Linked DNA regions of Mus musculus: region 1 is linked to region 2. A link is a loop called in an ENCODE intact Hi-C map of the cell type or tissue named here. Cell type or tissue: gastrocnemius. All regions are shown on one strand. Each heading gives the region's core, and the rest is flanking DNA. Links, peaks and the distances in the headings are about the cores only.

Region 1 (6,097 bases), core at 2,165-4,664, 140 kb before region 2:
TAAGGCATTTTCTCAATTAGTGATCAAGGGGGAAAGGCCCCTTGTGGGTGGGACCATCTCTGGGCTGGTAGCCTTGGGTTCTATAAGAGAGCAGGCTGAGCAAGCCAGGGGAAGCAAGCCAGTGAAGAACATCCTTCCATGGCCTCTGCATCAGCTCCTGCTTTCTGACCTGCTTGAGTTCCAGTTCTGACTTCCTTTGGTGATGAACAGCAGTATGGAAGTGTAAGCTGAATAAACCCTTTCTTCCCCAACTTGCTTCTTGGTCATGATGTTTGTGCAGGAATAGAAGCCCTGACTAAGACAAGCATTGTCAAACACAATAGGACCGGAAGACAGCTCTGTTGGTAAAGCGCTTACGTTATAAACACGAAGACTAAAACCCACATAAAAAAGCCAGGTGTGACGATACACACTTGGCATCCCAGAGCCAGAGAGGTGGAGACAGGTAGGGATAGCCAACCTAGCTTCCTTGAAGAGTTTCAGGTTAATGAGAGACAACGTGTGAAAAATAAAACACAGCCAGGCAGTGAGGGCTCAAGCCTTTTATCCCAGCACCTGGGAGGCCAAGGCAAGTGGATCTGTGAGTTCGGCCAGCCTGGTCTATATATAGAGCAAGTTCCAGGATGGCCAGGGCTACACAGAGAAACCCAGTCTTGAAAAAACAAAACCAACCAACCAACCAACCAACCAACCAACCAAACTAAAGCAAACAAAATAAAAACAGGTGGATGGCACCTGAAAAACAATATCCAAAAGGTGCCCTCTAGCTACACACTATACACACACACCCCGCAACAAGCGCATTGTGGGTAGTTCAACCTCAGAGAAACATGGCTTATAGGTCACCAAACTGGGGCTCTGGTGTTCCGCCAGGGTGAGATACCTCCCTCACCTTTGGACTAATGAGACTGGCTTGTTGAAGACTCCCTTTGTGTCCTCTCTGTCCTCAGGAATCATGCGGTGCTTTCAGTGGCTGGGGAATATCTCAGGATACCAGGGGGTTATTAGAACCCACATCTGATCTGCGTTTATCTGCTCATTCAGCTCCTATAAATGGATGGTGCTCACACCCAGCCATTTCGCATGAGCAGTGACACTAAGCCTTCCCAGGAAGCGTGTGGAACAGCATTGGCTGGGTACCAGGTGACCTGGAATAGTCAGTGGTGACCCATTTTCCCACTTTATTAACCTATAAAAGATGTTGTCATGGAAAGTGAATCCCAAGCCGCAAGCCCTCATTTGCACAGCCACCTGTCCTGATGCTTCCATTCCTCTGCCAAAATCCTGTCACCTGCTGTCCCGGCTTTCCTGAGGGGAAAGTGATTCTTGGCTCCAGGAATACATGGGGCCACCCTTTCCCAATGCCACCATCTTGGATCCAAGGACTGGATCCAGGCAAGGAACAGAGATGTCCGAGGCGCTCTCCTTGGCTCTCTCTATCCTGGCCTCCTTTCCTCCCTCCATATTTCTTCCATCTTATTTTGTCACACGGACCTACAGTGTTTTAGACTGCAGCAGCCACAAGGATGCTGCTTGATACAGAGTTTCCCAGCTGAGCCTGGCTGGGGTATGGTTCTGGTGATGAGGGTCTAGCTGTGGTGACTTCAGCAGCCCCAAGGCTCACAGATGTTCTGTGGATCTGCTGAGGTGGCCCTGCCCGGTGTTCTAAAGTCCAGCCAGATAAGATTTCTAACAGAGAGACCAACATAGCCTCTTCACAGCGGCTACTAGGCAAGGCAGGCACCCATGAAGACAATTCCTGTATCCACACCCCTTTCAAAGTCACTGCTGCTTTATTCTGACTGATGCTGTAGGATGCAGGCTGAGTACAGCCAGAAGCAATCACACTCAGCATCTTAGCTTTAAAAAAGGTGTGTGTGTGTGTGTGTGTGTGTGTGTGTGTGGTGGGGGTCTGGGGGCCAGAAAATAACCAGTAGGAATCAGGTCTCTCTTCTGACTGTATCCTGGTGATCTGACTCAGGTCAGGCTTAATGGCGAAGAACTCTACCTGCCAAATTATCTTGCTAGTCAGTCAATCAGTCAGTCAGTGCACACATGCGTGTGCATGTATGTAAGGAGGTGGTGGAGAAAGGTAAAAAGGGAAATGCTATACTTAAATTTTAATTTAAAAGAGGGAAGAAAAGACTTGAATGTTATAACAAGACCCACTACTTTGTATGCTAATATAAGAAGTAATTTTAAAAAACTTAATTTAAAAAAAAGGAAAAGTATCTTCCAGAGCTTACCAAATGATTGTCAGAGAGTGTATCCTTAACTTGACTTCCTTGAGCTTGGGAAAGCTCAGAGGGCCAAGCTACCCACCGTACTTGTGAAGATCAGAGGGCGTTTTCTGAGAAATAGCGCCAGCCAGGAGTTAACGCTTTCAGGGTCGGTTCTACCACTCTGGACTTGAAACATCCATTAGAAGGGCCATTAAGCAGCAGCTGTCAGGGCAAGGCCAAGGCTGGGGAAGGGGCCTTTGGGCCATCGCGAAGCTTTTGGTCCATCTGGAGCAGACAAATGAGCCTGTGGCAAGAGGGCTTCACACATTATCTCTGTGATGCTCGCTGCAGACCCATAAAGCTGGTATTTTAAAACCTTGAAGTGGAGTGAAGGCTTCCACCCCTGCCATTTACAAGGGCACCCTCATCCCCGGTCCTAATTACTTGAGTGGACTCTTGTGGAGGACATTTCCCAGCACTGCTGGGGAATTTGGGAACACAGGTCATGCAAGTACCCTTTTCTTCGGGCTACAGTGAGGAGAGTGCTTGGTGGAAGAGCCAGTGTGCTGTGTGTTTCAGTCAATAAATGTATCCACCTGCAGCTCTGTACCCAGGAGGATCTGTGGCCCTGTCTCCCCTTTCTCTCATTGATTTCTGTCCTGGGTCCCCAGCCACCATCTGGGAGACACCCTGTGGCCTGGGACAGATGAAAGCTCTCCAGCTCTCCTAGTACCACCCTGAAGTCTGAGACGCAGGAGTTTGGGTCTTCAGTGGAATCTGGCCAAGGGTTGGCTTGGGAGTCTGTGCCAAGGAGCTCTGGTGACTGGGAAGGGCCAGCGTGGAGGCCAGCAGGGTTGGCAGCAGGAAGCCCTGATCTATTTCTGATCTTCTCCACCATCTCATCTCCTCGGTATCCATTTCCTGCCTGGCCTCCGCCAGCCTTCCCCCACCTCTTGCTTTTCCTTCTCCCAAGGGCTGTGTGCTTGTTCTAAGGGAACCTTGTCTGCGTGTGCTTAAGGAAACTGAGCCTCTGGTGGTTAGTGAAGCCCATGAAGGTCTTCTATGGAGGAGCTGAATTCAAACTAAGAGTGCGAGTCGTCAAACCTCACTTTCATGGTCATGGCTATGCATGTTTGCAAACGTGGCACTCTTCACACAAATTGGGAGAAAATGAAGATTCTGAATGGGGTGTGGGGGTGGGGGTGGGGGGAGGTGGGGCTGTGGTTTCACATCTCTTTTCTTCTCAGACTGTTTAAAGATTTACTTATTGTTGTTTTATGTGTGTGACTATTTTTGCCTGCATGTATATATGAGTACCACGTATGTGCAGTACCAGCAGAGGGCAGAGGAAGGCTTTGGATCCCTTGGAATGCTATGTGGATGGTAGCAAGGAAACCTGGGTCCTCTGCAAGGACAGCGAGTGCTCTTAGCCACTGAGCCATCTCTTCAGCCCTGGATTCTGCAGGTCTCACCAATTCTAAGAAGTTTCTGACATAAATTTTGCCTAGCAAGTATGTGTTGCTTTATCTATCTATCTATCTATCTATCTATCTATCTATCTATCTATCTATCTATCTATCTAAAAAAATACATGTTAAAAAATAATTGTTCTTGGTTCTTACTGTAACCCAGTGAGACTGGCCAGGAGGAGTGAATGCATTTGTGTCTTGTCTTCTTTTTTATTTTGAGACAGGTTCTGTGATGGTTGGAATGAGAATAGCCTCTATAGGCTCGTATATTTGAATTCTTAGTCTCCAGTTGGTGGAACTGTTTGGGAAGGATTAGGAGGAGTGGCCTTGTGGAAGGAGGTGTGGCACTGTGGGGAGGGCTGAGGTTTCAAAAGCCAACACCATTTCCAGTCAGCTCTCTTTATCTGCCTCGTGGTTACTGTCTCAACAATTAAGCACTCAGCCACTGCTCCAGGGCCATGCCCCCTGTCATGATGGTTATGTACTCACCCTGTGAAGCTCTAAGTCCCAATAGACTCTTCCTTCTATGGATTGCCTTGACCGTGCTACTTTGTCACTGTAGTAGCAAAATAACTAAGACAGGATCTGGTGTAGCTTCAGCTGGCTTTGAACTTGCTACGAAGCTGAGGATGACCTTGAACTCCTGACTTTTCTGCCTCTTCCTCCTGACTACTAAGATTAGAGTATAAACCACTATGCCCAGTTTACCCAGAGCTTTGTGCATACCAAGCAAGCACCCTGCTGACTGAGCCATATCCCTCCACATTAATATTTTGTGGGCAGCTTGGCCAAAGTCCAGAGAGTTCAACCATGGTTGCAGTCTCCCCCCCCACCCCCCTGGTGAGCAAGCAACTTCAAGAGAGATCATAGGTAAATGATTCTGGTTCTTGGGCCTGGCCTATCACACTGCTCTCCCTGCAAAGATGCATAAAGTGTGGGCCCAGACTGCCAGACGAGATCCTGTTGCTGTTGCAAACCATCCCAAGTGTTGAATGTCACTTGAAACCTACCTCTGAGAAGCAGCCTTGAGATTGTGACAATTGTTCTATTATTCTGAGGTTCTACTGTTCCTGACCTAGTGAGACACCCCAGTTTTTTTTGTTTTGTTTTGTTTTTGTTTTTTGTTTTGTTTTGTTTTAAAGAACCCTTGGAGACATTTTAAATGTCTGGAGGTGGAGACCACGCACATCATAGAGGACAAAGTTTACTGTTTTCCTGAGCCGAATTGAGTGCACCCGGAGGGCTGTCCTTGGCAGTGAAAGTGGACCAGATAGACGATACAATGAAAGAACAGAGGCTGCTGAGGTCTGCCAGGAGCTCTTCGGTGGAAGAAATGACCGACTCCTTGTAGGAGAACTGTGGGCTGCGCCAAGCACACTGAGCATAGTCAAAAAAGGGGGCCAGGTTGAAGCCAGGTGCTCAACTTCTACATTTCCAATCTGGTAGGACCTGAGCTTTTATCTGCAAAGGCTGCTAGCCTTTGACAAAGGACCATGTGTTCAGGGGTTTAGATCTCAGGGAAGGAAAGAAGAAAGAAAGAAAAACACTGTGTGACAGCTAAGCCCCCAGGCAGCTGAGACTGTCTAGGTTGGAAGGTTGGAAATATGGTAGACTAGCTGGGGAATAGAGGTGCTGGTCCCAAGACTGAGGATGCTGGCCCAGACTTCCCTGCTTGCTGTAAGCAGCCATGAAGTCACAGTTTGGGCCCCTGAACTGTAGTCTTAAGCCATCCACCTGGCTTTATCTCTGTGCCTTCTCGTGGACCAGATCTTATCTGACTTTTCTTAACTAGTTCAAAGGGGATCTGGAGTTAAGAGACCAGGGAGAGATCTGTAAGGTTTCTATTCATCAATGGGTACCAAAGGCCCATGTGGTATAGTTTGGTCCCCAGCCTATGGCAATATTGAGAGCTGGCGTGGAAGTTCTAGATAGTGCCATTAGAGGGAATATTCTCTTTAAGGTGATATGGAATCCCAACTTCCTCCACCCTTCTTCTTCTTTTTTTCTTTTTTTCTTTTTTTTTGGCTTTTTCGAGACAAGGTTTCTCTGTGTAGCCCTGGCTGTCCTGGAACTCACTTTGTAGACCAGGCTGGCCTCGAACTCAGAAATTTGCCTGCCTCTGCCTCCCAAGTGCTGGGATTAAAGGTGTGTGCCACCATGCCCGGCTTTTCTTCCACCCTTCTAAGCACCTGTCATACACCCAAAGCAACATGGCCTTAACCTATTGAAACCATGAGCCCAAAGAAACGTTTCCTCTTTTTAATTTGATTGTCTCAGAGTTACTTCATCAATGCAACCTCTGACGGACACAAAGGGCTACATATAAAAGAAGGCTAAGTCTTGGACATGGCCCCAGGGGTGGGGGTTTAGCACGTTCCAGCAGGCTGTCACCCCATTCAGTCCCTG
Region 2 (6,097 bases), core at 2,318-4,817:
TCAGGAGCTGTCCACAATGGCGGCAACTCCTCTCCACCCACCCCCTGACACCCTCTTAGCAGCCCCATAGAGATGGCACTCAGCAAAAGCAACTGTGGCCAGGAAGGAATTCTCATCCTAACCCATGAGCCTGATGCAGAGGAAAGGGGATGAAAAAAAAAACAAAAAAAAAAAAAACCCAAAACAAACCCACTAGTCCCTGAGCAGGAAACCCCACCAATCCCTGAGCAGGAAACTCCACCAATCCCTGAGCTTCCCACAAAACCCTACCAATCCCTGAGCAGGAAAACCCACCAATCCCTGAGCACACTCAAGCTCAGGATTTGAAATCCCACTAATTCTCACTCTGGAAATCTCTGCCCTGAGAAGCTCCGCCCCTTCAGAAATCCTATATAAGCGCTGCCCCTTTGTCCAACTCCCTGTTGTCTACTTCTGGGAGCAGAGTGCAGCAGCCATCCCTGGGTTTGTCCCTCCTCAGCCTAGACCCTCCAATAAATCTCTTTCATGAGATTTCAGCCTGAAATGACTCTCTCACTGGAAGAAGCCAAGAAGAACAGAAGCAATGAAGAGAAAAGAGGAAAAGAAGGAGCGGGGCTGAGGACCCCGAGCTCTTCAGCTCAGGTAGGAATATTCTCTCCTGGGAGCTGAAATGCTCTGCTGAGGAGGCTTCCTCTCAGAACTGTGTAGTTCCAGGGCTCCCATGTCTCAGGATGCCTTTCCCTTGGGGACATTGACCCATCTCAGAGCTGTGTGGTTCATGGGCCCCCACGTCTCAGGATACCCTCCCATCAGAGCAGAAACACTTACAGCGATGTTTTCCTTTTCACACTTGGGTAGCTTAATTTCTTTTCAGTTTAGTTCTCTGATTGCTTTTATTCTTTTTCCCATTAATTTATTTATCCACTTTACATCCCGATTGCAGCTCCCCTCTTCATGTTTTCCACCACAGCCCTTCCCCCACCATCCCTCTCTTTTACCTATGGGAAGGGGATGGGGTCCTTTCCTAGGTACTAACCTATCCTGGCACCTCAACTCACTGCAGGACTAGGCATATCATCTCCCACTGAGGCCAGTCAGGGTAATCCCCAACTCCAGTTGTTGGGTGATCCACATGAAGGCAAAGCTGTACATTTGTTATATATGTGCACGGGGAGGGTAGGGGGGTGGTCCAGCCTATGTATGGTCTTTGGTTGGTGGTTCAGTCTCTGGGAACCCTCAAGGGTCCAGGTTAATCGGCCCTGTTGGTCTTCTGTGGAGTGTCTTTCCTCTTCTGGTCCCTCAATCCTTCTCCTAAATCTTACACAAGACTTCCCGAGCTTGGTCATATGTTTGGGTCTGCATTTGTTTAGGTCAGCTGTTGGGTGAAACCTCTCAGAGGACAGTCACGCTAGGCTCCTGTCTGTGAATCCAGGCTGACAGATACAAACATAGCCTGAGGCTCCAAGGTAGTTGAAGGAAGAAGGCAGGCCTGCAATGTGTCCCTATTGATCGTCTGAGGACAGCTCTACATATTTCTCCCCAAATTGACAGGGGTTTCTACTACGTTCATTTATGTCTGTCTCACACAGGACACCTATGTGTCTAGGCCAGTAGTGACAAATACAGCTGTCAAAAGTGTCTTCACATGTATTATTGTGACAAGGCTTTGACCAACAATGAGGCATCAGTGTCTCACAGTGTGTCTCTGTGAATCCACTACTGATGCAGTCACAGTGGTACCTTTTTTTCTCCACCCACACGTAGACCTCCATAGAGAGGTGGCTGGCTGGCACATTCATCAAACTTGAGTTTGCAGTGGTCTTCACTGACTCCAGGTGCACAGTCACAGAGCTAAGCTCCAAGAGCATCCTGACATGTGGCACCATGTAGACATGCCTGGGATCCCCATTCATCGTTTTTGAACTCACAGTTCATACTAGGATACTCTTGAGGGCAGTCACACACACACACACACACACACACACACACACACACACACACACACACACATATCATCCTATCTCACTGAGGCATACAGCCTCATTTCATGCATGGATCAGAAACACTGTCATCTATTTCCAAGTCACCCTTTCTATTCTTGAATATGATGTCTCGCATGTTGAATGGCTCAAAGTCTGTTCTCCCCATCTCTGTCTCTGATTCAAATGGTTATCCAGTTGTCCCTCATTAACAAATAATATCATCATTTGTGCTTGGGTCATTTTAAGACTTTCTATTTCTACCCTTTAATTATCAATCATCTTTAATTATGTATTATTTTAATCACAGTAAATCAGTTGGCTAGATATTATCAAAAATTTTAAAATTATCTTGCAAAGCAGCAGGTTTCCTTTGTTTGTTTGCTTGCCTTTTCCACCTACACTTTGTTTTGGTCCCTTATTCCATTTCTAAAGATCTTATCCTACCTACACCATCAGCCTGCCTGTGTGTTCATGTGTTGGTACCAGCATTTTACCTACAGAGTCTGTGTTCTCTACTTCCTGTCTGTCACAATATCCTCTCTTTTTCCTGAGCCTGTAGCTTTTCTGTATTATCCTTGGGCATTTTCTAAATAGATTTTGATGTCATATTGTCAGATCTATGAGAAAAATTGTTGGTATATTTACTGGGACCCAATTAGTTAATATATTACATTAGAGAAAACAGTATGTAGGTGATTTTGAACAGTCTCACTCAGGAAGGGATAGTATACAGATGATTTGAGCAGTCTCACTCAGGAAGGGGTAACTTTCCATTTGTTCACATCTAACTTTGCATATTTAAGGAGTAGTTTGTTTTACTCAGTGTAGGTTTGGAGCAGTTTCACATTTATACCCATGCTGTTGTATCTTTTGGGCTATTGTTGCCTTTACTCTGCCATTGCATGTTTTGTTTAGCAGTTATTTATGCATATGAAAAGTGTCATTTTATGCTAATTATACCCCGACAACTTGCTGCACTCATTTACTGAGTTTGTGTGATCACTTGTTTTCGTGTGTGTGTGTGTGTGTGTGTGTGTGTGTGTGTGTGTGTTTAATAGAGACTTTGGTACCTTTTTGCCTATTTAGCAACACAGGCAGATGGCCACAGCATGATAATGCAGATAGTTTTATTCCTTTTTTCTCCAGTTCTAGTTTCTTGTCTTTAATTAATCTCATCATCTGATAAATAATCCCAGTTCAGTGTGAAATGATAGAGGATATAATCTGTATTTTTTTCTTAATTTTTGCTTTTGTAAGATTCAATTTAATGTTTTTTATGTAAGAAAGATTCTGGCTTTAAGAATCATGTATGTGAGCGTCTACTCAGGCACTCAAGGTATATAGTTAAGAAAATTATCTTTCAATTATTATTTTTCAGGGTGTATATTTCTATCATTTGTCTGTATCTATCTAGTCACCTATCCATCATTCTGACTATATTCTGTATCTCTATTAATAATCTATGTGTGTGTGTGTCTGTCTGTTTGTCTCTAATTGTCACCTACTGCTCTGTCTCACTTTGTTGGTCTGAACCAGGAAAGTGAAGCCATTTCATTCCACAATGTCTCTCTGGCGCCCTCTACTGACAAAAGCCGGCATTGTGCCCACTGTGGGATGCAGACACATTAAAAATGTAGACTTAGGTTGACAGAGCAATGATTATGGAAGGACTTAGAGCTGGTGAGCAATAAATTGATAATTTGCATGCCACATGGTTATTGTTTCTGTTACAATAATTTATATTTTAAAGGTATCTTTGAAATATTTCCCCCTTTGCCCACATATTTACCTTTCTCATGCTTTTAGAATCATCTTTCTGCCCAAATAACTATCTTAAAAATATATATTTAATAATCATAATATGTTTCATCTTTTGTCTTCTAAAATTCATGTGGTCACATGTTTTCTGTTTTATGTGTATGGATGTGTTCCCTGCATATCTGTGCACAATGTGTGTACAGTGCTTACATGGTTCAGGAGAGGACGTTTATCCTGGAACTGGAGTTAGGGCAGCTGACAGGTTGGTGCGGGAGCCAAACCTGGTTCCTCTGGAAAAGCAGCCAGTGCTCTTACCTGCTGATTTGTCTCTCCGGGCCCTCTGTCTTCATTTCTGAAGGGTCTTTTTCTTCTTTCTGAAAACTGTTATCACTGCCCTCCTTCACTCCCAGAACTTTAAAGGCATCTATCTTAGTATAGTTTTCAAGAGTTCTAGTTTTTAGCTTTCTATTCTAAGCATCCTTGAATTTACCAAAGTGGACTTAACCATCATATAATGATCAAACCCAGGAAATCTATAGGTTACTATATTGTGTTAATAATATCCAATCGTTCAAATCTTTTAAATTACACTGCTTTTCTGGCTCCAAGTCCACTCCCAGATCTCCCAGTGGCATTGGCTTTCATGTCCCTTGGTTGTCCTCCTACCCAGGCAGGAGAAAACGCAGGTTTGTTTCCTTTCCCTCTGGGCCTGGTGGAAGGATTCTGCCTGAGACTTTGTACATTTTTCACTTTAGGTTTGTCCCAAATGCCTTCCTGTCAACTCCAGGTTGCATGGTGTGGGTAGGAATCCTGCAGAATTAGTGTGCTTCTCAGTTCAGCTCATAGGATGACCTGCAGTACTTCCGACGAGAAGTCCAGCCTCCTCTTTCTAAACCTTTGTCCTCTGTATGCAGTGCATCTTTCTCTGTGTGTGATTCAAGAGTTTTCTGTTTCTGCTCAGGCATGTTGTTCCTTGCCTGAGGTTCTCTGTGTTTCTCCTGTGGATTCTTTCCATCTGTTGGACCCGAGCACTTACAGTTTTCATTAAGATTTGGCAAAAAAAAGCAAACAAAAGGAGACACCCAGCCGTTTGTGGTTAGTCTTTCTCATTGTAACCAAATGCTTGACAGAAACGGCTTAAAGGGGGAAGGGAGGTTTATTTACCCCGGAACTCAGGCATTTCAAAACCATGGTCTTTGAATCCAGCCATTGGGGAGATGTAGTGATGTGGGACCCTTTGGTGGCAGAAACGTGAAAGAGGTGGCTGCTTACCTTATGGTGGACAGGAAACAAAGAAACAGAATAGAAGAAGTGGCCAGGGTAAGGTGTAACACCCAATGACACACCTCCAGTGACCTGTTCCCACCAACTCAGCCTCATAGTCTACCTTCTGCACATCCCAATAATGCTAGGATATATTTTAGGTGGTTTTTTTTTTTTTTTTTTTTTTGGTCTCCTGCATCCACCCTCTCCTGGGGCTCCGACTTCAGATGATAATGCTATGTGTGTGGAAGCCTGAATCACGGGGAGTTTTATTGTTACGTTACTGGTTTTATAGTATCCTGGAAGATACATAAGAAAAAAAATTCAATCAGCTACTATTGTCCCCAACCCAACACAACCTCCTCCTGGCATTTTAAAATGTTAAGTGACATGGTAGAGAAATTGATGTTCATATTTTTATCTCTCCCTCATTTGTCTCTTAAACCCAGGTAACTTTGTTTACGAACTTCAGTGCAGCCGCCCTTTCTTTAGCGATTCTGGGTTTTAAATATACCTCATCCTTTTGAGATTTGTTTTAAAACTGTATACTTTATGATTTAATGATTTCAACTTTGGTGCTCAAATCTTTAATTCATCTGGAATTGTTTCAAGGACGAGAAGAATTGCACCTTTCCCTCAGTCCCTAGTGATTCGCAAGCAATACATGGCTTAATAAAATATTCCCCCTATTAATTTCAAATGGTACTTTTGATTCATGCCAAATTTTAAAAATAAATTTCCATTTATAAAAGAATGCATATTATGAAATGTTATTACAAGTGCAACACTCACATAGTATATTTAAGGATGGGTGTGACTATGAACTTGATTGGATTATTCTTTGGCTTGCAAAAAAATGAAGCAAAACAAAATGAAAATAAAAGGAAACCATAACCACGACGAGACAGAAATAATGTTCTGCTCACAGTCACAAGGGGCAGTCTGGGTAGACGCAGGAGAACTGCCTCAGCATGGCTGGTCCAAGCCTTGGGGGTTTGCATCAGTGGTGTGTGTGTGTGTGTGTGTGTGTGTGTGTGTGTGTGTGTGTGTTGATTTTGGAGTAGGAACAGAAGAAGCATCAAGAATTAGAATTATACATCTGCTGCTTTTCCCCT

What was found. A loop is a pair of places that touch in the nucleus more often than their neighbours do. Peaks named below come from ENCODE experiments on the same cell type or tissue, not always from the same donor. Only the 100,000 strongest peaks of a DNase experiment are listed, where the experiment ranks them.
Region 1: a loop joins it to region 2, with 11 times the contacts of the local background. A loop is called at or near these places in 10 of 42 quality-filtered maps.

Annotation. Positions count from the first base shown.
Region 1 is chr12:103,495,886-103,501,982 of GRCm38, forward strand. No RefSeq gene overlaps it. Among named protein-coding and RNA genes, the nearest start is that of Ppp4r4, 34 kb to the right of the region's middle. In gastrocnemius, for the core only: a CTCF peak has its summit at 3,569 (motif pointing right); a DNase peak (open chromatin) is centred at 3,051; H3K4me3 peaks cover 442 bases; H3K27ac peaks cover 1,504 bases.
Region 2 is chr12:103,640,006-103,646,102 of GRCm38, forward strand. It overlaps the pseudogene Gm18501. Among named protein-coding and RNA genes, the nearest start is that of Serpina10, 12 kb to the left of the region's middle. In gastrocnemius, for the core only: a CTCF peak has its summit at 3,549 (motif pointing left); a DNase peak (open chromatin) is centred at 3,545.